Linked DNA regions of Homo sapiens: region 1 is linked to region 2. A link is an interaction called in ENCODE POLR2A ChIA-PET data of the cell type or tissue named here. Cell type or tissue: PC-9. All regions are shown on one strand. Links, peaks and the distances in the headings refer to the core of each region. The heading gives the core; the rest is flanking DNA.

Region 1 (17,004 bases), core at 6,649-10,648, 280 kb after region 2:
GATGGGTCGGGCGCGGTGGCTCACGCCTGTAATCCCAGCACTTTGGGAGGCTGAGGCGGGTGGATCACAAGGTCAGGAGATCGAGACCATCCTGGCTAACACGGTGAAACCTCGTCTCTACTAAAAATACAAAAAAATTAGCTGGGCGTGGTGGGGGGCGACTGTAGTTCCAGCTACTCGGGAGGCTGAGGCAGGAGAATGGCATGAACCCGGGAGGCGGAGCTTGCAGTGAGCCAAGATTGCGCCACTGCACTCCAGCCTGGGCGACTGAGGAAACTCTGTCTCAAAAAAAAAAAAAAAACAAAGAGGGGTGAGATGGGGCCTGTTTCAGACGGGGTGGGTGGGGAAGGGCTCCCCAAGGAGGTGACATGTGGGCTAAAGGCTTAGTGAAGAGGGGGAACGAGCCTGATGAATGCCTGGGGGAGGATGTTCTTGGCAGATGGAAGAGCAAGTGCAAAGGCCCTGAGGTGAGTGGAGGCCTGGAGTATTGAACAGTGAGGAGGCCACTGTGGCTGCAGGAGAGTGAATGTGCGGGGAGGGTGGGATATGAGGGCAGAGGGGATGGGGACAGATCGTACTGGGCCTTGTGGGCCACTGTGAGGACCTTGCTTTGTTTTTTTGTTTGTTTGTTTTTGTTTCTCAGATGGAGTTTTTGTTCTGTTGCCCAGGCTGGAGTGCAGTGGTGCGATCTCAGCTCACAGCAAACCTCCGCCTCCCCAGTTCAAGCGATTCTCCTCCCTCAGCCTCCTGAGTAGCTGGGACCACAGGCGTCCACGACCTCCCCCTGCTAATTTTTGTACTTTTTGTAGAGACTGGGTTTCACCATGTTGGCCAGGGTGGTCTTGAATTCCTGACCTCAAGTGATCCACCCGCCTTGGCCTCCCAAAGTGTTGGGATTACAGGCGTGAGCCACTGTGCCAGGCCGAGGACCTTGCTTTGACTCTGAGTGAGCCGGGAGCCATGGGAGGGCTCTGAGCTGAGGAGAGATGTGAGCAGCGGATTTAGGTGTTAACAGGATTTCTCTGGCTGCAGTGTAGGGAACAGACTATCAGAGGCAGGGACATCTATGAAAGAGTCTATTATATTTGTCTAGGGGAGAGATAATGGAAGCTCCGACAAGGGTAATAGCGATGGAAATGGTGAAAAACGGTCAGATGCTGGTTATGTTGGAAGGCATCAGCGTTTTGCTGATGTGCTGGCTGTGGGGGTGTTCTGGGGAGGAAGAGAGAGGAGTAGGGGTGCGTCTCCAGCAGTTCTGGCCTGAGCCTCCTGGAGGATGGAGCTGCCATTTACTGGGATGGGGGAGACCGTGGTGGGATGGGGAGAAAGATCTGCAGGGAGGACTGAGAGCTCAGTTTTGGACTTAAGAATTTGAGCTACCATTTATTTATGAATTTATTTATTCTAATATATTTTTTTTTTTTTCTGAGACAGAGTCTCACTCTGCTGCCCAGGCTAGAGTGCAATGGTGCGATCTTGGCTCACTGCAACCTCTGTCTTCCGGGTTGAAGTGATTCTTGTGCCTCAGTCCCCCGAATAGCCAGGATTACAGGCGTGTGTCAGTACGCCTGGCTAATTTTTGTATTTTTAGTAGAGATGGGGTTTCACCATGTTGCTCAGGCTGGTCTTAAACTCCCGACCTCGTGATCTACCTGCCTTGGCCTCCCAAAGTGTTGGGATTACAGACGTGAGCCACCGTGCCTGGCCCATTCTTTTTTAATTAAAACATTTTTTATTTCAGTAGTTTTTGGGGTACATGTGCTTTTTGGTTACATGGATGAATTCTGTAGTGGTGCATTCTGAGATTTTGGTGTGCCCATCACTAGAGCAGTGTACACTATACCCAATATGTAGTCCCTCACCCCCATCCCAACCCCCCTCCCTGAGTCCCCAAATTCCATTATATCACTCTGTGTATCTTCGCACCCTCATAGCTTACTTAGCTTCCACTTATAAAGTGAGAATACGGCTATTTGGTTTTCCATTCCTGAGTTACTTGACTTAGAATAATGGCCTTCCAACTCCATCCAATTACTGCAAGAGACATTATTTTGTTCCTTTTTATGGCTGAGTAGTATTCCATGGTGTATATAGACCATATTTTCTTTATCCATTGAGCTGCCTTTTAGAAAGGCAGGTAGAAAGATGGACTTGAGGCCGGGCGTGGTGGCTCATGCCTGTAATCCCAGCACTTTGGGAGGACAAGGCAGGCGGAGCATGAGGTCAGGAGATCGAGACCATCCTGTCTAACACGGTGAAACCCTGTCTCTACTAAAAATACAAAAAAAAATTAGCCGGGCGTGGTGGCGGGCGCCTGTAGTCCCAGCTACTCGGGAGGCTGAGGCAGGAGAATGACGTGAACCCGGGAGGCGGAGCTTGCAGTGAGCCAAGATTGCGCCACCGCACTCCAGCTGGGCGATAGAGTGAGACTCCGTCTCAGAAAAAAAAAAAAAAAAAAAAAGAAAGATAGACTTGAATATGTGGATCTGGAGGTGAAGGGAGAGGTCTGGGCTGAGAAACTGCTGTGGGAGGATCTATTAATAGATGGTAGTACTGCCGGGCGCGGTGACTCACGCCTGTAATCCTAGCACTTTGGGTGGCCAAAGCAGGTGGATCAGCTGAAGTCAGGAGTTCGAGACCAGCCTTGCCAGCATGACGAAACCCTGTCTCTACTGCAAATACAGAAATTACCAGCCTGACCAACATGATGAATCCCCGTCTCTACTAAAAATACAAAAATTAGCCAGGTGTGGTGGCATGTGCCTGTCATCCCAGCTACTCAGGAGGCTGAGGCAGGAGAATCGCTTGAACCCAGGTGGCGGAGCTTGCAGTGAACCGAGATCGCGCCACTGCACTCCAGCCTGGGTGACAGAGTGAGACTCCATCTCAAAAAAAAAAAAAAAAAAAAAAAAAAAAAGGCCAGGTGCTGTGGCTCACGCCTGTAATCCCAGCACTTTGGGAGGCCGAGGCGGGCGGATCACCTGAGGTCAGGAGTTCGAGACCAGCCTCAACATGGAGAAACCCCGTCTCTACTAAAAATACAAAATTAGCTGGGTGTGATGGTGCATGCCTGTAATCCCAGCTACTCGGGAGGCTGAGGCAGGAGAATTGCTTGAACCTGGGAGGAGGAGGTTGCAGTGAGCCAAGATCGCACCATTGCACTGCAGCCTGGGCAATAAGAGTGAAACTCCATCTCAAAAAAAAAAAAAAAAAATTACCTGGGCCTGGTAGCGCATGTCTATAATCCCAGCTACTTGGGAGGCTGAGGCAGGAGATCGCTTGAACCCAGGAGGCGGAGGTTGCAGTGAGCTGAGATTTTGCCACTGCACTATCCAGCCTGGGTGACAGAGCAAAATTCTGTCTCAAAAAAAAAAAAAAAAAGGAGGGCCGGGCGTGGTGACTCACGCCTGTAATCCCAGCACTTTGGGAGGCCAAGGCTGGCAGATCACGAGGTCAGGAGATCGAGACCATCCCGGCCAACATGGTGAAACCCTGTCTCTACTAAAAGTACAAAAATTAGCTGGGCATAGTGGCGCTGTAATCCCAGTAGCTGTAATCCCAGCTACTCAGGAGGCTGAGGAAGGAGAATCACTTGAACCCAGGAGGCGGAGGTTGCAGTGAGCTGAGATTGTGCCACTGCACTCCAGCCTGGGCAGCAGAGTGAGACTCCATCCCAAAAAAAAAAAAGAAAAAAAAAGGAAAAAGGCACATGGGGCAGAATCCAAGACAGACCAGGCGTGAGCGTCCAGCTGTCCTCTCCCGGTGGAGTCATGGACGGCACTTAATTCTCCCAGCAAGATGTGTGACAACACGCAAGCAGTACTGCCAACCAGGGATGCTCCTGTAAGCCTGGGTGGCCAGGGTTTTTACTGGGGGTCAGTCACATATGCATGGTGGCTGACCTGAGACTCCAGCCCCTCCGAGGTCAAACTGATGCTCAGTGGCTCCAGGCCCTGACCATAGATGACAACATTAACACACAGCATCCAGTGTGGCCCCAGGCCCCAGGTAAACCAAGACACTCTTATCAGTCAGGACATTCCAAGGGCTTAGAGGTTCCCTCCCAGAAGCTGGTCCAGGGCCGGTCCTTTCTTTGGAATGTGCGGGGTTTGGACAACCCAGGCCTGCTGCATTCACCCCTCGCCACATCCCACCACTGCCTTCTGCAGCTCCGCACTTTGCTTTGAATAATAACAACCCCAGCAACAGTGGCCATCACAGCCCCTTGTTGCTGAGCGCTTGCTGTGTCTGGCTTATTGACTCCTTCCTGCAGTGCGGAGAGACAGCCGCCATCAGCCCATTCATACATGGAGAAACTGAATGTCTCAGAGGGCCCGGGTTGTGCCCAGGATCACACAGTTCATAATTGGTGGAGTCGAGATCAAGCCCCCGTCTGCCTGCCTCCAAGCTCTTCCACAGGGCACCTATGGCCTCTGGAGCCACGGTTGTTTTTTTCTTTTTCTATTTTTTTAAAAGTTAAGGCTGGGCTTGGTATGTCTTGTCTGTGATCTGAGCACTTTGGGAGGCCGAGGTAGGCGGATCACTTGAGCCCAGGAGTTCGAGACCAGTCTGGCAAACGGTGAAACTGTCTGTACTAAATATATAAATATCAGTCGGTTGTGGTGGGGGGTGCCCGTAGTCCCAGCTACTCAGGAAGCTGAGGCATGAGAATCACTTGAACCATGAGAATCACTTGAACCCGGGAGGTGGAGGTTGCAGTGAGCCAAGATCACGCCACTGCACTCCAGCCTGGGTGACAGAGCAAGATTCTTAAAAAAAAAAAGTTAAAAAAAGCCTATTTTATTATAGAAATGTATAAATATATAGAAATGTAGAAAGAACATAAGTGAATAAGCATATATCTCCCAGGCAGGAGATTTTAAACAGAGGCAGGGGCAGGGTAGAAGTGGCAGAGGCGGGTGAGGCCCGCTGGGTGACCATTTGCTGATGACTTAAGTCCTTTGAAGATGTGGCCTGGGCAGGGAAAGAAGCAGCATAGCCTCGGTTCAAACAATAGCTTGGTTGTTCACTAGTGGTGCGGGTGACCTTGGCGGGTGACCTCTCTCTGATCTTTTTTCGCTGATTCATTCATTCATTGAGTTCGCTCAGTAAATATTTATTGAGCACCTACTGTGTCTCTGGAATGGCTTGAGGCTCTGGGAGACAGTGGACAGCATGAGAGATGTACCTCACAGGCTCTGTTCTACTGAGGAAGAGACCAGCAACAAGGTACAGAAGTGAAATTTGGCCGGGCACAGTGACTCACGCTTGTTATTCCAGCACTTTGAGAGGCCGAGGTGGGCGGATCACTTAAGGTCAGGAGTTCGAGACCAGCTTGGCCAACATGGTGAAACCCCATCTTTACTGAAAATACAAAAATTAGCTGGGTGTGGTGGCGGGTGCCTATAGTCCCAGCTACTCGGGAGGCTGAGGTAGGAGAATCACTTGCACCCAGGAGGCGGAGGCTGCAGTGAGCTGAGATCGCACCACTGCACTCCAGCCTGGGTGACAGAGCAAGACTATGTCTCAAAAAAAAAAAAAAAAAAGAAAAAGTCTGGGCGCGGTGGCTCACGCCTATAATCCCAGCACTTTGGGAGGCCGAGGCAGGTGGATCACATGAGGTCAGGATTTCGAGACCAATCTGGCCAACATGGTGAAACCCCGACTCTACTAAAAATACAAAAATTAGCTGGGTGTGGTGGCACATGCCTGTGATCCCAGCTACTCCGGAGGCTGAGGCAGGATAATTACTTGAACCCGGGAGGCGGAGGCTGCAGTGAGCCAAGATCGCACCACTGCACTCCAGTCTGGGCAACAGAGTGAGACTATGTCTCAAAAAAAAAAGAAGTGAAATGTATTAAAAGATGTTTCCTTGTGGAGGCCCTGAGAGGGAAGCATCTATGGTGTCTCTCCTGGCTTCCTGTAGCTGCCAGCAACCCTTGGTGCTCCTTGGCTTGTAGATGAGTCACTCCAACCCCTGTCTCCATCTTCCTGTGGCTGCCTTCTCGGTGTCCTATGTGTGTCCTTTTCTGTCTCTTATAAGGACACTCTCATTGGATTTAGGTTCCACCCTAATTTAGTATGATCTCATCTGTATCTTTACCTTAATTCTACCTGCAAAGACCCTATTTCCGAATGAGATCATATTCTGAGGTTCCAAAGGGATGTAAATTTTTAGGGGACAACATTCAACTCATTATACCCAGTAAATTTGAATTTCAGATAAACTATGTGTAATTTTTTAGTACAGTGGAAGTGTGTCCTATGCAATACAGTCATCCAATATTGCATGGGATGTAGTTAAACTAAAAAAATCGTTTGTTGTTGGGCCGGGCATGGTGGCTCACACCTGTAATCCCAGCACTTTAGGAGGCCAAGGCGGGTGGATTGCTTGAGGTCAGGAGTTCGAGACCAGCCTGGCCAACCTGGTGAAAACCCGTCTCTACTAAAATACAAAAAAAAAATTAGCTGGGCATGGTGGCTGGCGCCTGTAATCCCAGCTACTGTGGAGGCTGAGGCAGGAGAATCGCTTGCACCCAGGAGGCAGAGGTTGCAGTGAGCCGAGATCACACCACTGCACTCCAGCCTGGGCAACAGAGTGAGACCCCGTTTAAAAAAAAAAAAAAAGTTTGTCGTTGATCTGAAATTCAGATGTAAGTGGTGTCCTGCACAGTCAGCCCTCCATATCCATGGGTTCTGCATCTGTGAATTCAACCAACTGTGGATAAAAAATATTTGGGAAAAAAATTGCATCAGTAGTGAACATGTACAGACTCTTTTTTTCCCTTGTCATTATTCTCTGAACAATGTAGCATTACAACTATTTACATAATGTTTTCATTGTATTTGGTGTTATAAGTAATCTAGAGAGAGATGATTATTTAAAGTATACGTGGCCAGGCACAGTGGCTTATGCCTGTAACTCTAACACTTTGGGAGGCTGAGGTGGGAGGATCATTTGAGGACAGGAGTTTGAGACCAGCTTGGACAACATAGTAAGGCTCTGTCTCCACAAAATATATATATATTTTTTTCTGAGACAGATTTTTGCTCTGTCGCCCAGGCTGGAGTGCAGTGGTGTGATCTTGGCTCACTGCAACCTCTGCCTCTTGGGTTCAAGTGATTCTCCTGCCTCAGCCTCCTGAGTAGCTGGGACTACAGGTGTGCACCACCATGCCTGGCTAGGTTTTGTATTTTTAGTAGAGACGGGGTTTCACCATATTGGCCGGGCTGGTCTGGAACTCCTGGCCTCAAGTGATCCGCCCGCCTCGGCCTCCCAAGGTGCTGGGATTACAGGTGTGAGCCACCGTGCCCGGCCTCCATAATTTTTTTTTTTTTAATTAACTGTGCGTGGTGGCACACACCTGTGGTCCCAGCTACTTGGGAGGCTGAGGCAGGAGGATCGCTTGAGCCTGGGAGGTTGAAGCTGCAGTAAGTCATGATTGCAGCACTGCATTCCAGCTTGGGGGACAGGGCTAGACCCTGTCTCTAAAAAAATAAAAATAAAGTATATGAGGGGATGTGTAGAGGTTATATGCAGATATGGTGTTTTTTTTTTTTTTTTGAGACAGAGTCTCACTCTGTCACCCAGGCTGGAGGGCAGTGGCTTGATCTCGGCTCACTGCAAGCTCCGCCTCCCGGGTTCACACCATTCTCCTGCCTCAGCCTCCCGAGTAGCTGGGACTACAGGCGCCCACCACCGCGCTCAGCTAATTTTTTGTATTTTTAGTAGAGACAGGGTTTCATCATGTTAGCCAGGATGGTCTTGATCTCCTGAACTCGTGATCCGCCCGCCTCGGCCTCTCAAAATGCTGGGATTACAGGCGTAAACCACCGCGCCCGGCTGCAGACATGTCATTTTATATCAGGGGCTTGAGCATCTGTAGGTTTGGGTATCCATGGGACATCCTGGAACTGATGTCCTATGGATACCAAGGGATGACTGTATTTTTCTTTTTTTCAAAACCTAATAAGGAGAAAAGGAAAGCAAGGGAGGGGGTGTTTTTCAGTTTCAGGTAAGGTGGTCAGGAAGGCCTCACTGAGCAGAGAACATTTGAGCAGAGACCTGAAGGAGAGGGGAGCAAGCCCTATGGAGATGTGAGGGAACTCCACGTGCAAAGGCCCTGGGGCAGCAGTGTGCATGGTGTGTGGAGGAACAGCCAGGAGGCCTGCGGGGCTAGAGCCTGGCGACCCAGGGAAGAGAGAGGAGGTGAGGGCAGAGGGAGGGGGACCTGGGGCCAGATCTTGCAGGGCCCCCCTGGGCGGTGGTGAGGACTTTGCTTTGACTGAGTGGGTCGGTGGCTAAGCAGAGTGTTCTAAGCAAAGACTGGAATTGCTGTAGGTGCAAACTGGCGCCCTCTGGTGGCTGCTTGGGGAACCCACTGGGGATGGGGACGGGGCGGGGAGAACAGCTCCCAGGCCAGGGAGGAGGGTGGCTGAGACCAAGGGTTGAGAAGCAGTTAGATTTTGCATCTGTTTTGAATGTGTTACCATCACGATTTGCCAATGGGTTGGATGTGTGAGAAAGGGAAGACTCCAGGATGACCCCCAGGCTTTGGGCCTGAGCACCTGGAAGGATGGAGTTGCATCTTTTGAGATGGGGACAAGGCTGAGAGGAGCAGGTTTGGGGCATCGTGGGTTTGAGAGGATGCCCTTGCGGAGGTGTTGAGAGGCCCATGGGGCATCTGTATGGAAGTATTGAGTAGACGCCCAGCCGTGTGAATCTGGAGCTCAAGCGAGATATCTGGACTGCAGATGGAAATCTGGGAGTCCTCAGTAGACAGATGGCATGTGACAGCCACAAGGGAATGCTTGATGGTGGAATATGGCAGCAGCAATTGCCACAAAGACCCAATTAAGTCATTCTTTTTTTTTTTTTTTTTTTTTTTTTTGAGATGTAGTCTCACTGTCTCCCAGGCTGGAGTGCAGTGGCACTGTGTTGGCTCACTGCAACCTCCGCCTCCTGAGTACAAGCAATTCTCCTGCCTCAGTCTCCCAAGTAGCTGGGACTACAGGCGCGCACCACCATGCCTGGCTAATTTTTGTATTTTCAGTAGAGACGGGGTTTCACCATGTTGGCCAGGCTGGTCTCGAACTCTTGACCTCAAATGATCCGCCTGCCTCAGCCTCCCAAAGTGCTGGGATTACAGGCGTGAGCCACTGTGCCCGGCACCAATTAAGTCATTCTTTTAGCAGATGTTTGTGCGAGGCCCGGTGCCAGGTGCTGTGTCTTCACTGAGGAGTGAAACTGGGCCTGCATCGTGCGCTCTGGGAGCTGAACGTGGGTGGTGGGGACGGTCATGAATCAGATGCTCTCCCCAGTGATGGTTAAGTTCAGACCATGAGGGCGATGGGCATGGTGCCCTGCAGGGGGATAACAGAGTGAACCTGAACCTTGGTTGCTATACTGGGGTCCATGTGCAAATTAGAAAAAGGTGCCTCTTTCTCTAGCCTGGAACTGTCCGTTATAGTAGCCACGAACTTCATTAAATTTAAATGTAGCCTGGTCGCAGTGGCTCACGCCTGTAATCCCAGCACTTTGGGAGGCCGAGGTGGGTGGATCATGAGGTCAGGAGTTCGAGACCAGCCTGGCCAACATAGTGAAACCCCGTCTCTACTAAAAAAAAGTACAACAAAAAAAAAAATTAGCTGGCATGGTAGCGGGCTCCTGTGATCCCAGCTACTCCGGAGTCTGAGGCAGGAGAATCACTTGAACCCGGGAGGCGGAGGTTGCAGTGAGTCAAGATTGCGCCATTGCACTCCAGCCTGGGTGACAGAGTGAGACTCTGTCTCAAAAAAAAAAAAAAAAAAAAATTAAATGTAGACACTAGCTGTTAAAATTTAACATAACTAAAACAAAATTACAAATTTTGTTTCTCAGCATACTGATCATGTTTCAGGTGCTCAGTAGCCACCTATGGCCAGTGTCGACCTTATTGGATGGTGCAGATCTAGAATATTTCCCTCACTGCAGGGAGTTCTAGTGGATGGTGCTATTCTGTTCCTTTATTTCCATCTGAAGGGTGGCTGTCATGATAAATGGACAGGTCTGCCCTTAGATCTGGTATCTTTGTGCAGTGTACATCCTGCCCAACCACACAGGGTGGCCCTGCTCAGTTTGATGAGTAGAGGAAGGCTGCTGCTTTTTTTTTTTGAGCCAGAGACTCACACACTGACACACTCTGTTGTCCAGGCTGGAGTGCAGTTGGTGCGATCTCAGCTTACTGCAACCTCCACCTCCAGGGTTCAAGTGATTCCCATGCCTCAGCCTCCGGAGTAGCTGGGATTACAGGCGCCCGCCACCATGCCCAACTAATTTTTTGTATTTTTAGTAGCAATGGGGTTTCACCGCGTTGCTCAGGCTGGTCTTGAACTCCTGGCCTTAAGCAGTCCTTCCTGCCTTGTTCTCCCAAGGTGTTGGGATTACAGGCGTGAGCCACTGCCCCTGTCCGAGGCTTTTTGATAGTGATGATGGACCTAGAATATGACAGAGAGTAAGACTTCAATGGTGAAAAGGGAAGGAGGCAGGAAGGGTGTAGAGAGAGTCTTCCAACAGCATGTGCAAAGTCTCTGTGGCTGGAGGAACTAAAACCAATCTGGTTTGTCGTTGTTGTTGTTTTGAAGACAGGGTCTTCTCTGTTGCCCAGGCTGGAGTGCCAAGCTGTGATCATGGCTCACTATAGACTTAATCTCCTGGGTTCAAGCAATCCACCTCCCTCAGCCTCCTGAGTAACTGGTACCACAGGTGTGCACCACCACGCCTGGCTAATTTTTATATATATAAATGTATTTTTTTTTGGTAGAGATGGGATCTTGCTGTGTTGCCCAGGCTGGTTTCAAACTCCTGGGCTCAAGCAATCCTCTTCTCTCGGCCTCCCAAACTACTGGGATTACAGGCATGAGCAATCGCGCCCAGCCAACCTAAAGACAGTCTGGATGGTATGGAGTGACCGAGGGGATTTACGGTCCTGTGAGGCCTTGCAGGCCCTACTAGGAAGTGTGATCCTGATTCCCGAGGGCAGTAGAAGCCTTGGGAGGGTTTTAGCAGGAGATTGACATGGTCAAATGTGTCATTCTGGTTACACCACTTCCTGGCCATGTGACCTCGGGCAATTACTTAACCTCTCTGTGCCTCAGTTTCCACATCTGTAAATGAGGAGTTTCACACTGTGAGAATGTGCGTGTAACATACTTCAATCTGTGCCTGGCACACAGTAAGTGCTATGTAAATGTGCACCATTATCATTGATGATGATTGTTGTTATTTTATTGTTTGACGAGATCTCCCTGGAAGCTGTGTAAAGAACCGATTGGCAGGGGATGGTGTGTGTTACAGGATTTGGGGAGACTATTGAGAAGGCTGTTGGGCTCACCCAGGCAGGATGAAATGGTGGTGGCTGGCATGGACTGGGACCAGGCGGGTGGGGAGGAGAGAGCTGGGTGAAGTGCGGTCTGCTTGAAGGTGGAATCGGCAGGATTTATTGTGACAGGGAAGGGAGCAACAGGGATCACGTGCAATGTCCAGGTTTTTGGCCCAAAGCCCTGGGAGGATGTGAAGTTTCCAGAAGAGAATCTGGCTCACAGTGGACATTTGATCAATGCAGATTTCTTTCTCCAGCTTTCAAACTGCAGCTCAGCCTGGGAATGGAATTTCTCAAGGTCACTCTGTAAGTCCCAGAACTGCTCGACCAGCCTAGGCTGGAGGATGTGGGCACAGCCCTAGGGCTTACTTCAGAGGAGGATTTTCTTGGCTTGACTCTTTCTCTTTTTCTTTTTTTTTTTTTTTGAGACAGGGTCTCGCTCTGTCACCCAGGCTGGAGTGGAGTGGAGTGGCACGATCATGGTTTACTGCAGCCTCAACCTCCTGGGCTCAAGTTATCCTCCAACCTCAACCTCCCAAGTAGCTGGGACCACAGGCATGCACTATTGTGCCTGGCTAATTAAAAAAAAAAAAAAGACCAGATGCGGTGGCTCACACCTGTAATCCCAGCTCGTTGGGAGGCCAAGGCAGGTGGATCACAAGGTCAGGAGTTTGAGACCAGCCTGGCCAATATGGTGAAACCCCGTCTCTACTAAAAATACAAAAAATTAGCCAGGCATGGTGGTGCTCGCTTGTAGTCCCAGCTACTCAGAAGGCTGAGGCAGGAGAATCGCTTGAACCTGGGAGGCAGAGGTTGCAGTAAGCTGGGATCATGCCACTGCACTGCCGCCTGGGCAACAGAGCGAGACTCTGTCTCAAAAAAAAAAAAAAAAAAAAGTTTTGTAGAGACAGGATTTCACCGTGTTGCCAAGGCTGGTCTCAAACTCCTGGATTCAAGTGATCCTCCCACCTTGGCTTCCCAGAGTGTTGGGATTACAGGCGTGAGCCACTGTGCCGGCCTTTGAATCTCTTCTGCATCCCAGTCTCCTTGCTCAGTTGTTTCTGAGGCCCTGGGCTTCCCCATGACCAAACCTTCACTTAGGCCATTCCTCCCACTTGGAGAACCGGCCCTCTCTCCTTCCACTAATTCAGAATCGCACCTGGCCTGAACAAGCTGCTTCATAGGACCCCTGCTCCCAAGAGACACATGGAGGGTTAGGTTTATGATCTGGTTTTATAGAGGGGTGATTTCCTTGGAGGCTGTTGTAGAGTCTGGGACAAGTTATATGTCATCCTGAGACTCAGTCTCTCCGTGAGCAAAATAGGCTAGGCAACTGGAAACTCACGCGACATTCATTCCAAGAGTTTTTTAGGGGGGACGTTTAGGGACATAAGATGAGGCAGGCAGGTTAGATGCCAGTTTGTGAGGGAACTTGAACATCACGGAAAGCTTCTAGATTTTATTCTAAATACAGTGGGAAGCTGTTGGAGGGGTGGATTGTGGGAGCTGTTTACAGCCTCAGTAAGTTCTTCCCAATGGCCATGTGGATACTGGTTGAAAAGTAGCAAGAGTAGGCCAGGTGCGATGGCTCACGCCTGTAATCCCACCACTTTGGGAGACTGAGGTGGGGGGATCGCTTGAGGTCAGGAGTTCGAGACCAGCCTGGCCAACATGGTGAAACCTCATCTCCACTAAAAATACAAAAATTAGCCAGGCGTGGTGGTGGGCACCTGTAGTCCCAGCTACTCGGGAGGCTGAGGCAGGAGAATCACTTAAACCTAGGAGGTGGAGATTGCAGTGAGCTGAGATCATGCCATTGCACTCCACCCTGGGCAACAGAGTGAGACTCTGTCTCAAAAAAATAAATAAATAAAAAGAAAGTAGTAAGAGTAAAAGTTGGGGAACAGAAGCCCTACATAATTGTTTAAGTGAGAGATGAAGGTGGCTTCAGTGAGAAGATAGCAGCAAAGGAGATAGAGAGGAGGGTGGATTCAAGAAGATTCAGGGGTTTAGCAAGTGAACTTGCCAGAGGATTGGATATGGGTGTGATAAGAAAAGAATCTGCTGGGCACAGTGGCTCATGTCTGTAATCTCACTTTGGGAGGCCGAGGTGGTTGCATCACTTGAGGTCAGGAATTCGAGTCCAGCCTGGCCAACATAGTGAAACCCCATCTCCACTAAAAATATAAAAATTAGCTGAATGTGGTGGCATGTGTCTGTAATCCCAGCTACTCAGGAGGCTGAGGCAGGAGAACTGCTTGAACCTGGGAGGTGGAGGTTGCAGTGAGCTGAGATTGCACCACTGTACTCCAGCCTGGGTGACAGAGCGAGACTCCATCTCAAAAAAAAGAGAAAGAAAAAGAAAAAAGGGCTGAGCAAGGTGGCTCATGCCTGTAATCCCAGCACTTTGGGAGGCCGAGGTGGGTAGATCACATGTCAGGAGTTCGAGACCAGCCTGACCAACATGGTGAAACCCCTTCTCTACTAAAAATACAAAAATTAACCGGGCATGGTGGCGTGCATCTGTAATCCCAGCTACTCAGGAGGCTGAGACAGGAGAATCGCTTGAACCCAGGAGGTGGAGGTTGCAGTGAGCTGAGATTGTGCCACTGCACTCCAGCCTGGGCGACAGAGCGAGACTCCGTCTCAAAAAAACAAAAACAAAACACAAAAAAACACAGGCCGGGCACGGTGGCTTATGCCTGTAATCTTAGCACTTTGGGAGGCCGAGGCGGGCATATTGCCTGAGCTCAGGAGTTCAAGACCAGCCTGGGCAACACAGTGAAACCTCATCTCTATTAAAATACAAAAAATATATATATATATTACCCGGGCATGGTGGCGTGCGCCTGTAGTCCCAGCTACTTGGGAGGCTGAGGCAGGAGAATTGCTTGAACCCGGGAGGTGGAGGTTGCAGTGAGCGGAGAACGTGACACTGCACTCCAGCCTGGCAACAGAGCGAGACTCTATCTCAATAAAATAAATAAATAAATAAATAAATAAATGAAAGTATCTGGAGAGGGATGTCCTTAGATGTCCCTAGAATCCTTCATGCAGAGACCTATCCCATCTTTTTCTCTCTGACTCTCCTCTTAGGCCTTATATGACCCCATCAACCCTGACAGGGAGACCCTCGATCAGCCATCACTAACGGATCCCCAGCGTCTGTCTAATGAGCAGGAGGTGCTTCGGGCTCTGGAGCCCCTGCTGGCCCAGGCCAACTTCTCCCCGCTGTCTGAGGACACCCTGGCCTACGCGCTGGTGGTCCACCACCCTCAGGATGAGGTCCAGGTACTTGGCTCCCTAGGAGAACAAAACTCCCAGGAGGCCTCTAGGGTGGGGCAGAGCCTCTGAGAGGCATGGGCTGCTGGGAGTTGTAGTCCTGAGCCTGGGACTGTGGCCCATATGGCGCACTTGGTGAACTCAGAGAAGGGGCTACTTTTGGCTGGATGCAGTGGCTCAAGCCTGTAATCCCAGCAGTTTGGGGGTCCAAGGTGGGTGGATCACCTGAGGTCAAGAGTTCAAGACCAGCCTGGCCAACATGGTGAAACCCCATCTCTACTAAAAATATAAAAAATTATCCAGGCATGGTGGCAGGTGCCTGTAATCCCAGCTACTGGGGAGGCTAAGGCAGGAGAATCTCTTGAACCCGGGAGGTGGAAGTTGCAGTGAGCTGAGATCGTGCCATTGCACTCCAGCCTGGGCAACAAGAGTGAAACTCCATCTGGAAAAAAAAAGGAGGTGCTGCTGTCTCAGGTCACTTCACTGCCATCTGTTGGAAAAGTATCATATGATATGGCTCTCTTAGGGCAAGAGACTTAGCACCATCTGCCAAAATTGTAATAATAAATAATATAATACAAGGCCGGGTTCAGTGGCTCATTCCTGTAATCCCAGCATTCAGGAGGCCGAGGCAGGAGGATCGCTCGAGCCCAGGAGTTCCGGACTCATCTAGGCGACACAGGGAGACCCCGTCTCTACAGAAAATACAAAAATTAGTTGGATATGGTGGTGCGGGCCTGCAGTCCCAGCTACTCGGGAGGCTGAGGTGGGAGGATCATTTGATCCCAGGAGTTTAAGGCTGCAGTGAGCTGTCAGCCATGATCTTGCCACTGCACTCCAGCCTGGATGACAAATTGAGAACCTGTCTCAAAAAAACAAAACAAAACACACACACACAGAGAGACACATTAAAAAAGAAAAAAAAAACCAAGCCCCTAAAAGCACGCAAAATGCTAACAAAATTATAAGAAATACTAAAATCAGCTGGGTGCAGTGGCTCACACCTATAATCCCAGTGCTTTGGGAGGCTGAGGTAGGCAGATCATTTGAGGTCAGGAGTTTGAGACTAGCCTGGCCAACATGGTGAAACCCCATCTCTACTAAAAATACAAAAATTAGCCAGGCATGGTGGCGGGTGCCTGTAGTCCCAGCTACTTGGGAGGCTGAGGCACGAGAATCACTTGGACCCAGGAGGTGGAGGCTGCAGTGAGCTGAGATTGTGCCACTGCACTCCCGCCTGGGTGACAGAGTGAGACAATATCTCAAAATAGAAATAAAAATAAAAACAGAAATAAAAAATACTAAAATCTCCCCAAATTCCACATTTTAGTGATTTTAAACTGCAGTTTTTCCAAAGTCATGTTTTGTCATCTCTGAAATTGGGATGTAATTTACAGGTGGTGGTGTGACATCATTTAATTGGCAACGTATTTTGTTTTTAGTTGCTTCATAAAATAATCAGGTAGAGTCAGTGGCACCTTAGATTCTAGGAAATATGGTAAAGATGACTTCTACGTGAATGGCACTGTGTTAGATCATGAGCCCTTGTGCAGTATACGACATGGACAACCATATGTGACAGCCCTGCCTAGATGGTGAATGGGGATAAGTGGGAAACGGGGGAATTATTTAGGGGCAGGACATCTGATTCTGGTATCCTGCCCTCAACACTCCTGCCCATGTTCACCCGCCACTGCTTCCTTCATCCCCCCGGCAGGTGACAGTAAATTTGGATCAGTATGTCTACATTCACTTCTGGGCCCTGGGCCAGCGAGTCGGGCAGATGCCCCTGAAGTCCAGCGTGGGCTCCAGGCGTGGCTTCTTCACCAAGCTGCCCCCTGCGGAGAGGTGAGGCGGCCCTTGTTCCCCAGCTGCAGCAAGAGGGAGCAAGGTTAGAGTCAAGAGGGGACTGACAGGTCAGTGTCTGGTTTGGGTGTCTGGGCCCCAGGCGGGAAGTTGAGAAATGGGAGGCGTGACTCATCCAAATGCTGTCTTTTCTTCTCAAGGGAAAGTGAGTACTACACTTGATTCCCAGGGGAAGAGAAAGGATGGGGACAGTTCTCCCCATTTTCCAATAAGGAAAACTGAGGCTCGGAGAGGGAGGTCCACATTCTGAAGATGCGGCACGGCCAGGATTCCAACAAACAATCTGCACGTCCAATACCAGGGATCGATGGCGCGATTGAACCGATCCCCTGTGGTTGGACACAGCTGATCCCTGGTTTCTTCCCCATGATTACTGAGTCGCTTTTAAGATGGTTGTGCGACTGTAGAGCCAGAGTGAGCGTCCTAGGATTGGAGGGGGCTCCCCGGGCAGTGCAGTCCCGATCCTGCTCCTGCCTCTGTCTCTGTCCCTCAGGAG
Region 2 (11,580 bases), core at 2,071-6,070:
GCAACCAGGGCCCTAGAAAGGCAGACCCTTGGGTACCTATCCCAGCAGAGACCTGGTGTGGTTTAGGCCCCGCTGCTGGGGCTCCCTTCCTCTCTCGCTGGGACCTGGGTCCCTCTGGACCTCAGTGCTCTCCCCCTCTTCTCCTGCAGGATGAGAAATACTGGAGCCGGCGGTACAAGAACAACGAGGCAGCCAAGCGGTCCCGTGACGCCCGGCGGCTCAAGGAGAACCAGATATCGGTGCGGGCGGCCTTCCTGGAGAAGGAGAACGCCCTGCTGCGGCAGGAAGTTGTGGCCGTGCGCCAGGAGCTGTCCCACTACCGCGCCGTGCTGTCCCGATACCAGGCCCAGCACGGGGCCCTGTGAGGCTGCCCCACATCCCCACCTGGCGGAGCTCTCCTCCGCCTTGCTGAGACTTACGCCCTGTTCCCTTCCTGCCCTGTGGCCCACGGGCCGGCCAGCTGGGTGCCCCAGGGACGTGATAATGCAGATAAATACATTTATATTTTTAAGAAAAAGCGAGCCTCCCCCCTCCCTTGCGGGGGCGGGGAGGGTTCTCTGTGTGTGTCCCCGGCACGTCAGGGACCCTATCCTCCCACCGCCTCCGTTAACACGATCCTGAATAAATCTTGAGAACCCCAGAGCCAGCTGTTGTGGAAGAAGAGGGCAGCTCCCTGGCATACTGGCTGCAGCCCGTGGGCAGCTCCGGGCTGTCGTCCATAGAGGGCAGGCGCTGCTGGAAGTGCTGGAGTCTGAGTCCTCCCGCGGGCTGTCGGATGGAGGAAGGGCAGAAGGTCTGAGAGGAATGAAGCGACTGCCTTTATTGCATAGACCTTTTCAATTGCTTTTTAGATTGGGGACGGAGGACGCGCATGAGACGAACAGGGGATATGAATTTCCCCGCCCCCACCCGCGGGGAGAGGAACATTAGTGCAAATCCTAGCGCCGGCCCCGGGGAACCTGCCCCTCCTGGGCTGATTGGCCAGCTAAATGGAGGCACCGGAGTGGATGGGGCGAGGCTGCGGGCCCTGACCGGCCGACTCACTGAGGCCTACCCCAGCCAGTACATTCCAGGTCCTGTCATTGGGCGACGCGTAAAATAGACTCCGCCCTCAGCCATCCTGGCCGGGTAGGAGCAGGTGGCAAGCGTCAGGACTGAGCCCTGCCCCGTAAGGGCGGCCCCAGATCAGACGCCAGGCCCCGCCCTCATTGATCAGGCACTACCCTCGGGACGAGCCCATTTCTCTTTAACCGTGACGACGCCCACCTTCCAGCATCACGTCTGGTCCCATGAAAGCGAGCGCAATCCTGAGACGGGGCCAGGGCCCCTGCCACCACAACTCTAGCAGCCAGGCCACACCCCCTAGCTCAGGCTCCGCCCCATTGGAATGTAGGCCCCGCCCCCGGCGGGTACCAAGCTTGTTTAGTTTCAGGGCTCCCGCCCCGGGCAGCCAGGAGGCCCAGTGAGCAGTGTACCGATGCCAGGGTGCATCTGTGCCTGTAGCGGCCCATACTCCACCTGCTCCCCGTCCACTGTGAGCACGCCGCGTGGTGTGAGCGGCTCTAGGCGGAAGGCACGGGCCGCGGCGTAGCCCAGCTGCGGACAGCCCAGGCTGAAGTGGCTACCACGCTCCATGGCCAAGAAAAGGCGCAGCAGCGCAGCCCGCGAGATGCCGCTACGCACCCAGCACAGGTGCACCAGGCCGTCGTCGAAGCGCGCATGCGGAGCTGCCACCAGGTCAGCGCCTAGGTGGCTGGGCGAGATGGCCAACATGAGCACAAAGTCCCCCTCCAGCGTCACCCAGTCTGGGGGCAGCGGGGTGCCCAGCGGAGGCAGCAGGTGGTCGGGCGGGCCGCAGGTGGAGGCCCCTACCCGGGCATCAGGGGTGGGAAGTGGGAGCCCAGAGGATGGGGGAATTACGGGGGCCCCTTCGGAGACGGGTGAGTGTAGAGCTGCCTTGGGAGAGCCAGGAGGTGAAGACAGCAGTGGGTCCGGGGACAGCGGAGCATCCCCAGCCCCACCCCAGTCCCCAGCCAGCTCTGGGCCCCCACCGTTGAGGGACAGGATGGGCAGGGGTTCTGGCGAGCCAGGAGAGGCCAGGGCAGGCTGGGGCAGGGGAAGAGGCAGGTCAGACACAGAACGATGCAGGGGTGAGTGGGCCATGGGCGGGGCTGGGTCTGGGGTTAGGGTCAGCTCCGACTTGGCACGAGGCAGGCTATGGGCAGGGGTGGGCGAGGCAGGTTCCACAGTGGCGGGGAGGTAGGAGAGGCGTCCGCGGTAGGTGTGCAGTGTGGCGAGGCCCAGCACCGTGCCCAGTGTGAAGCGGGCACTGCCCAAGGCCCTGAAGCGCTCGCTCTGGATATCCACATCTGACACGAAGCCCCAGGCCACAGACAGGAAGGAGAAACAGCGGGAGCCCGAGGCCAGCGTCACGGAGAGCAGGTCCAGTGGGTGGCCACCACCCCGGCACAGCAACAGTGAGCAGTTGAGCAACAGGTCGAGGCCCAGGGCTGGCTCAAATCTTCACAGCCGGAGATGGACGGACACACAGAAGGAAGGAGCAAACAGGGGTTGGGGAAAGAGACAGGTAGGAAAGCAGCTGGCAATGAGACCACGAAGGCCATGGCCCAGGCCCACCACAGCCGTGGGGCCACCTCCAGGCGACTCCTTACGGGGCCAGGTTCCTGGTCATCTTTCATTTGCTCCCTACAATTCACTGAGTGCCTCCCATGCCAGGCAGAGTTCTGGGCGCTCGGGATACAGCTGGGAAGCAGGCAGGCAAAAATGTCCAGGAGCTGGGGGTGAGCATCCCACAGGCAGGCTGATTTACTTGACTGACTGTGGGTTTGGCTGAGTGGGAGATATAGGGGTCCCTATCACCCCAGGAGGGGCTCATCCCTCCCTTCGTGGTATCCTCAACCTACCCCCCGTGCTGGTTCACTGCTCCGGCCAGCGCGTTGCCCGAGCCGCAGGGGAGGATGCCCACAGGCATCTTCACAGCTTCCTCCCAGTCAGGGCGATCTAGGAGCCCGTTCAGCACCTGGAGGGTGGGAGACCAGAAGCCTGGGTCCTGGTGGCAGTCTCTATAGTCCCCCAGGGCCCAGGGCTAGGGGCAGGGTGCTCCTGCTCTACCTCATGGAGCAGCCCGTCTCCCGAGACCGTGACGATGCCATCCCACTCACTCAGGCTCAGCCCCTGGACCAGCTCCCGGGCGTGGTTCTGTCGTTCTGAAGTGGGATACCGGGCTGTTAGGCAGGCTGTCCCACCCCAGCCCCATAGACCCAGGAGTCCCACCCACCACTTTGCTCCCTTAGGACTCAGCTGTCCCAGCCCCCAGCTCCCATTCTCACTGGCCCTTACCTGTCTGGATGAGGTTGAAGGACAGCCCAGCTTCAGAGATCATGGGAAGCACGTGGTTCTTACACCACTGCCAGGCCAGGCCCCGACCCCCAAAGGGATTGACCAATAGAAGCAACCGGGGCGGCCGAGGTAGCAGGTCAGGGGTGATCTCTGTGGAGAGAGGTTAGGGTCTGCAGAGGCCAGTGACCCAGGCCCCCCACCTTGGAAACAGTCCCTTCATCAGCCCCCAACGGAATTGGTGGAGGGCTGGCCCCTGGGACCTGCTGGCTCTCATGTGGCCAGGCCTAGGTATGCAGCCCTGCCCCAACTCCTAGCTGCTGAGACAAAGGCAGGGCTTAGGTGTGAAACCAAATGCCCTTTGTCCCCATGTGTGGGAGGAGCTGTAGTTCAGAGCTGTGGTTCCCACTTTCCTCACCCCAAACACCTATTACCCAGGATTAGGTTACTTCCAGCCCTTAGGGGCCCCAGGCAGGATTAGATGCCACCTCTGAACTCCAGGGAAGCCCTAGACCTCTGTTGGCACCCATCACTCTGGGTGGTACCTGGTCCTGTCTCAGGCTGCTGCTCTCACCACCCTGGGTGACTCACCTGTGGTCAAGACCCATGCAAAGGGGAAGAGGATAGGAGACAGAAACATAAATCTAGCAAGAGAACAGCAGATGTAAATCACTTTTCTCTGCCTGCGTTTTTGTTTTGTTTTGCTTTTTGTGATGGAGTATCGGTCTTGTCGCCCAGGATGGAGTGCAATGGTGCAATCTCGGCTCACTGCAGCCTCTGCCTCCCGGGTTCAAGTGATTCTCCTGCCTCAGCCTCCCGAGTAGCTGGAATTACAGGCATCCGTCACCATGCCCGGCTAATTTTTGTATTTTTAATAGAGACAGGGTTTCGCCATGTTGGCCAGGCTGGTCTCGAACTCCCGACCTCAGGTGATCTGCCTGCCTTGGCTTCCCAAAGTGCTGGGATTATAGGCATGAGCCACTGCACGCGACCTCTGCCTGTGCTTTTTTTTTTTTTTTTTTTTTTTTTGGAGACAGAGTTTTGCTCTTGTTGCCCAAGCTGGAGTGCAATGGCACGATCTCAGCTCACTGCAACCTCTGCCTCCTGGGTTCAAGCGATTCTCCTGCCTCACCCTCCTGTAGCTGGGATTACAGGTGCGCAGCACCACACCCGGCTAATTTTTTGTATTTTTAGTAGACATGGGGTTTCACCATGTTAGCCAGGCTGGTCTCGAACTCCTGACCTCAGGTGATCCACCCGCCTCAGCCTCCCAAATTGCTAGGATTACAGACATGAGCCACCACATCCGGTCCTCTTGTCTTTTTGTTCCTTCTGTAGCCCATCCCTGTGTATCACTCCTAACGGATCCAGAGAGATACATCACCCAGACACACAGAAAAATAAAGACACAGCTGCCTATGGAGGAAATTCTGCAGAGACACCAAGGTGGCTCCAGGATAGAGCAGCTGCCCAGCACCTCACCCCCATCCCCGGGCAGTGGCAGTCCTCGGAGCAGACAGGTGAGGGCAGTGGCCCAGCGCTGGGCCTCGGCACGGTTCTCTTCGTAGGTGGCGGCCCCATCTGCCCGGAAGGTGCGAGTGGCTCTGCGCCGGGCCCCGCGCCGGCCCCGAGGGTAGGTGTAGATGCAGAAGTAGGCCGCTGAGTCTGAGGGGCTGCGGCTTCGCAGGGTGCAGCAGCCTGAGACCTCGGCCAACGGGACCAGGCCACCCCGGGGCCTGGCTTCAGGTTTGGGGCGCAGCCGCTGTATGTGCAGGGCCTGCGATGTAAGGGTGAGGGCAAAGCGTGGGCCTCGGGCTGGGTAGGAGCCAAACTCGCCATGGAGGAGCGGGGTGCTGGCAGCCAGTGGCGGTGGGGGCGGGGCCATGGCCTTAGCCCTGACCAGGGTGCTCCTAGGCCCGTGGCCCCAGCTCCCGGTCAGCTCCTGGTCTGGCCTCTGTGGGAAGGGAGGAGAGAAGGGGTGAGAATTCAGGACCCCATGGCAGGGGCAGGGAGGGGCAGGGGCTGTGGACAGGAGGAGACAATGAGGGGCAGTGGCAGGTGAGACAGGAGCATCAGAGACAGACAGGCTCAGACAGGTGTGGGCAGACCTTGAGGATGCGGGACAGAGGCCAGCATCCCAGAGGGGGCCGGAGACCCGGGCATGCAAACATCCAATCATTTATTCCCCAGTAAGTATTCAGTACCCTTTATGTGCCAATCACGGTGCTAGGCCTAGCAAACACAGCAGGAGACAAAATAGCCCCAAATCCTTGCCTTCATAGGAATAGATAAACAAGAGAAAGGATTGAAATATACAGGTGGTTGGGTGATGATAACGGGCTTTGGGGGAAAAGAAGGCACAGGAAGGGGAATGGATAGTGGGATTGGATATGCAGAAACAGACATGCAAAGACTGAAAGACACACCTCCCCGACACCCCCACCCCCCATACGGTGCAGTGGGTAAAACAGCAAAACAATCACAAACGCAATAGAGATAGGGTCTGAGAGCCAGAGAAACACTGAGAGGAGACAAACAGGGTCAATGAGGTGAAACTCAGGCGATGAAAGATACTTAAGAGAGTAAGACTTTTTCACCCCAACGAGAAAGGCAAGACAGAGTGGAAGGGAGAGCAAATAGGAGGGGTACGAGGCAGGCATGGAGACAGCTGGAGAGAAGGGATATGACAGGGACTACGGGGTCCGAGAGGAGCCACATGCGAGCGCCTGCAAGGGGCAGGGGCCAAGAGCTGGTCCCTGAGCACTGACCTGGGTGTCTGGCCGCCTGCTCTCCAGGGAGCGGGTGGGAGCAGGACTGAGGTCCCTTCCCCACAGGCCCTCTCCCTGCCCTCTGCCCGGATTCTGCCTCCTCCTTTCGCTCACCTTTGTTCCCCACTGCCCCGCCCAGCCACCTGCCAGTCCTGCCCCTCACATTCCCCAGGCCCAGAGCGCCAGGACAGCCCCCCACCCCCCACCGCCTGTGGACTCACCCTTAGGAACTACATCTGCCCCCCTATCCCCAGCGGCTCTCTCGGGTCCAGGACGTCTGCTTCACCCCCAAACCTGCCCTGGCCCCATTATGGGAACCTCAAATCAGGTTCAAGCACAGAGCCCTAGATGTCCTCCAGTCTTGGGCCTGGGTCTCTGTCCCTGGGTCCCCGAGACCTGGACCTGGGTCTCCATCCATTGGTCCCCAATCCATAGGCCTGCGTGTCTGGCCCTGGGCCCCCAAACCGCCATCCGCACTCTTATTTCCAGAACCCAGTCCCAGGCCTGGCTGGGTTCAGTCCTGGCCCAGGTTTTCCATTTCCATCTCCCACCCCGGTGCCCCAGTCCCGGGCCTGAGTCTCTGTTCCTCTTGGTCCCTCAGTCCCCTAGACTCCGGTCCCTGCCCCGACCCCCGCACCCTCCTCACACGCCGGGTCCTCCTCCAGGCGGTCCCGCAAGTCAGCACCAACAGCCCCCATCAGACCTAGGGGTGGGGGGAGGGTGTGCATCCGCTCAGCCAATGGCCGTGCAGCCGGCCTGGGCCGCACCAATACGAGGGCGCGGGGGGTGGAGCCAGTCAGCTCGCGAGCTTGGTGCAGGGACCGGCCGCGGGAGAGGCCGAGAGCTGGGCGGGGCCTCGCGCTTCGGGAGACTGGCCGCCATCGTGGGTGAGGGCCGACGCGCAGCGGAGACGACGTCGCGGCCCCATAGACAGCGCCGTTGTCGCCATCTTTGTTAAGGGAGAGTGGGCCTGTCTCATCCATTGAATTCACAAAAGAAAAGGGGCGTGAGGGAGGAGGTCTTTAGCTGCAAAGACAGAGACTCTAACACGCGTAACAAAGGCCCAGAGATCCGATCCAGACACAGAGCAAGGCAGAGACCCACAGAGGTTGGATGAGGCAATAAGAGAGCTGGGAGGAGAGGGAGAGTGGGGAAAGTGAAGGATACTTTTTTTTCGGACAGTTACAGAGTCAGAGAGACCCAGAGAAAAGCAGAGATATAAACAAGAGACCAAAACAGTGGGATTGAGAATGTGCAAGGTAAGGATACAAGAAAACCCTGAAAATGACAGACACGGAGACAGATGGAGACAGACACTTCTGGAATGGAAGCCGCGAAGGAGAGGCTCATTAATTCAGACTTATTTATCTCAGGCTCAAACCAGAATGGAAGCGGCATGAGATAAACATCTGCCCAGTGAATGAACCAGTCACATGGCAAGACAGAGACAGAGAGATGGGGACAGTATCTCTAGGTCAAAGGTGAGGGAGGGAGAGAATATTGGAAGCCCAGGGGCTGGGAGGAACTGGGACAGAAAGTGAAGATGTTGACAGATGCACCGAGGCAAAGACATGGTGAAATTGAAAGAAAGGCAAGTATATATTAGGAGACTTAGAAACAGAATTGCATAGAGAGAAAGAGATATGCATTAGGAGACAAGGACAGAGCTCACTAGAAAGTGACAAATGTAGGCTGTAGGCCAGGCGTGGTGGCTTACGCCTGTAATCCCAGCACTCTGGGAGGCCGAGGCGGGTGGATCGCCAGGTCAGGAGTCCGAGACCAGCCTGACCAACATGGAGAAACCCCCGTCTCTCTCTCTTTTTTTTTTTTTTTTTTTGAGATGGAGTCTGGCTCTGTCACCCAGGCTGGAGTGCAGCGGCACGATCTAGGCTCACTGAACCGCCTGCCTGGTTCAAGCGATTCTCCTGCCTCAGCCTCCTGAGTAGCTGGGACTAGAGGCACGTGCCACCACGTCCGGCTAATTTTTTACATTTTTAGTAGAGACAGGGTTTCACCGTGTTAGCCAGGATAGTCTGGATCTCCTGACCTCGTGATCCATCCGCCTCAGCCTCCCAAAGTGCTGGGATTACAGGCGTGAGCCACCTCACTGGTCCAAAACCCCCATCTCTACTAAAAATACAAAAATTAGCCAGGTGTGGTAGCACGCACCTGTAATCCCAGCTACTCAGGAGGCTGAGGCAGGAGATCGCTTGAACCCAAGAGGCGGAGGTTACAGTGAGCCGAGATGATGCCACTGCACTCCAGCCTGGGCAACAGACCAAGACTCTGTCTCAAAAAAAAAAAAAAAAAAAAAAAAAAGAGAGACAAATGTAGGAAGAAGTTTGCTTATTGCCAAATCATGTACCTAGCATCCAACCCACAGTAGCAACAGCACCAGATAGTATGTGCCAAGGAATGACACGGAGAGAAGGGGGAACAGAAACCCAGTAAGACTGAGACTGGGGCACAGCAACTGAGCTTGGGGCCCTGGGAGAAGGAAAGGCAGAGACACTGGGCAAAGAAGCTGAGATTCAAACATAGAGCCTAAGTCACACAGACGAGAGGACAGGGAGGAGGAAAAGGAGAAAGGACCCTGCAGCTCACACACACTTGCTGTGTGACTGCTGGGAAGCCCCTGAATTCTTGGCCTCAGCTGTCCTGTCTGGGAAGTAGGGAGAAAGCTATTCACACTGAAACAGGAATTAAAAGAAATTAAAGAATGTGTAAGCAAAAACTCAGTTGTATGTAAAAAACCCAATTCCCCCTGAGGAAGAGAAAGAGATTGAGTCCTTTATTTTTTTTTATTTTTTTTTTTTTTGAGACGGAGTTTCGCTCTGTCGCCCAGGCTGGAGTGCAGTGGCGCGATCTCGACTCACTGCAAGCTCCGCCTCCCGGGTTCACGCCATTCTCCTGCCTCAGCCTCCCGTGTGTAGCTGGGACTACAGGCGCGCGCCACCATGCCCGGCTAATTTTTTTTGTATTTTTAGTAGAGACGGGGTTTCACCGTGTTAGCCAGGATGGTCTCGATCTCCTGACCTCGTGATCCGCCCATCTCGGCCTCCCAAAGTGCTGGGATTACAGGCGTGAGCCACTGCGCCCGGCCCGAGATTGAGTCCTTTAAAAATTAACTGCCTGTTTTTCTGTTTGTGGCTAGTGAGCCTTATCTAACTCCCTTTCCCAGGCATCGTGAAGACCCTGTTTCTCTAACTGTGCAGCTGCAAGGTCACTAGACAGGATAAACTCAAGTCCTAAAACATGTTTTTCCTTGAAAAGTAAGAAATAATGTAATGCATGTCTCAATTGAATAACTGTCTTTGTTTCTCGCTGCTATAATATGCTTCCCCCTGCACAGATCTCCCCCTACCCCACGAAATACTTAAAATGTAACTTGACTCTTTGTTCGGTGCTCAGTCTTTTTCGATGTTAATCTGACTGGGCCAGTGCACCTAAATAATAAATAATAAGTATCCTCCTCAACCCCTCAGTTTCTCTGATTCCTAAATTATCCCACTGGAACACCTGCCTGGAGAGAAGGTCTGAAATCACTTATGGAAGGGCTCCCAGGCTGGGCGCGGTGGCTCATGCCTGTAAGCTCAACACTTTGAGAGACTGAGGTGGGAGAATCCCTTGAGCTCAGGAGTTCAAGACCAGCCTGGGCAACAGAGGGAGACCTAGTCTCTAGAAAAAATAAAAAAATTGGCCGGGTGCAGTGGCTCATGCCTGTAATCCCAGCACTTTGGGAGGCCGAGGCCGGCGTATCACCTGAGGTCGGGAGTTTGAGACCAGCCTGACCAACATGGAGAAACCTCATCTCTATGAAAAATACAAAAGTAGCTGGGTGTGGTGGCGCATGCCTGTAATCCCAGCTACTTGGGAGGTTGAGGCAGGAGAACTGCTTGAACCCGGGAGGCGGAGGTTGCAGTGAGCCAAGATCGTGCCATTGCACTCCAGCCTGGGCAACAAGAGCGAAACTCCACCTCAAAATAAATAAATAAATAAAAATAAAAAAATTAGCCAGCCATGGTGGAGGCTACTTGGGAAGCTGAGGTGGGAAGATCACTTTAGCCCAGGAGGTTGCAGCTGCAGTAGGCTGTGATTGTGCCACTGCTTTCCAGCCTGGGCAAGAGTGAGACCCTGTTTTTTCTTTTTTTTTTTTGAGACGGAGTCTCACTCTGTCACCCAGGCTGGAGTGCAGCGCGATCTCGGCTCACTGCAACCTCTGCCTCCCGGGTTCAAATGATTCTCCTGCCTCAGTCTCCCGAGTAGCTGGGATTACAGGTGCGCATCACCATGCCTGGCTAATTTTTGTATTTTTAGTAGAGATGGGGTTTCACCATGTTGGCCAGGCTGATCTCGAACTCCTGGCCTCAGGTGATCCGCAGGCCTTGGCCTCCCAGAGTGCTGGGATTACAAGCTTGAGCTACCACGCCTGGCCTCCAATTTTTTTTTTTTTTTTTTAAAGAAAAGCTTCAGATTTTGTCTTTCCACAGTATGAGGATCTTGGCTTTTAGATGGTCCCTTACCTGGTCCTGCTGCTCCTCTGCTTCAAGGTGTCCATTCATCTGCTGGTCCTCTGCTCTGTTACATCAACGGGACCCTGGCCCTGGGTCTTAAGCCATAGTAGGCTGGTAGGAGCAAGGAGTCAGGTCTCACTGTCCTGGCCTGACCTTCAGCTCTGTGGAGGAGAGGTAAGTGAGGAGCAGCATTGACAGCCAACTGCAGGAGGCCCTTCCAGGCTCAATGTGCCTGAGAACCAAGAGGCAGGGGCCTCCCTGGCGGGTGGGGGGAAGAGTAGATAAGTCATTTTAATCACTGCCCCAGCCAGTCCATCTGGTTGCACACAATATGTATGCTATAATAGGAGTGAAGGCTAATTTTTATTGAGCACTTATTATGTGCAAAATATTGACCTCAGCAGTTTTATTAACTTTCATAATCCTGAAAAACACCCCTGTGTGCCAGGCCTGTTGTCATCCCCTTTTTGTCCATAAGGAGAGTAAGGCCCAAAGAAGTTAAGTGATTTTCCCAAGATCACAGAGAGGTTAAATGACTTGCCCAATCACCCCATTAGTAACTAGCAGAGCCAGGATTTGAATTTGGTTATAGCCTTGCAAGGCCCCATCTCACCATCTTTCTTTGCCACTACTTCTCCCTGGGTCTCCATCTCACCCCTCTTTCTAGGTCTCCTTCCTACCCTTTGGGCCTCCATTCCCCCCACCCCCAAGCCACGGAGTCTCCATTTTGCCTCCCCTATGAAACTCTGTCTCCCTCTTTCTAGGTCAGGGAAGGGCCATCTAGGGGCCGGGGGAGAAGGAGAAGCGGAACTCAAAGGATGGGAATACAGGATGCTATAGATTGAGGTGCAGCAAGATCATCTCGGGTTAGACCTTAAGTAGGACTTCCCAAGCAGCGGCTGCGCCTACGAAGTGCAGCGCGAGATCAGGGAGCGGTGAAC

The links. ChIA-PET counts read pairs that join two places held together with the same protein. Peaks named below come from ENCODE experiments on the same cell type or tissue, not always from the same donor. Only the 100,000 strongest peaks of a DNase experiment are listed, where the experiment ranks them.
Region 1: POLR2A ChIA-PET joins it to region 2 with 5 read pairs; 15 of 35 experiments call an interaction of 5 or more read pairs at or near these places.

The regions. Positions count from the first base shown.
Region 1 is chr19:48,342,807-48,359,810 of GRCh38, reverse strand. It overlaps TMEM143 (transmembrane protein 143), which reads left to right. Exons shown (of 8, transcript NM_018273.4): 4 at 14,457-14,651; 5 at 16,360-16,490; 6 at 17,002-17,004. Among named protein-coding and RNA genes, the nearest start is that of TMEM143, 13 kb to the left of the region's middle. RefSeq lists an enhancer at 16,653-17,004. In PC-9, for the core only: CTCF peaks have their summits at 8,161 and 8,361 (motif pointing left); no DNase peak of the experiment used is centred there.
Region 2 is chr19:48,619,622-48,631,201 of GRCh38, reverse strand. It overlaps SPHK2 (sphingosine kinase 2), which reads right to left. Exons shown (of 7, transcript NM_020126.5): 2 at 10,649-10,800; 3 at 4,840-5,311; 4 at 3,361-3,510; 5 at 3,133-3,227; 6 at 2,925-3,040; 7 at 797-2,521. The coding sequence starts at 10,687. The coding sequence ends at 1,429. It overlaps DBP (D-box binding PAR bZIP transcription factor), which reads left to right. Exons shown (of 4, transcript NM_001352.5): 4 at 150-1,172. The coding sequence ends at 365. Among named protein-coding and RNA genes, the nearest start is that of SPHK2, 5.9 kb to the right of the region's middle. RefSeq lists enhancers at 3,016-3,516, 11,353-11,442 and silencers at 3,576-3,870, 6,799-7,038. In PC-9, for the core only: no CTCF peak of the experiment used is centred there; a DNase peak (open chromatin) is centred at 3,841; H3K27ac peaks cover 2,496 bases.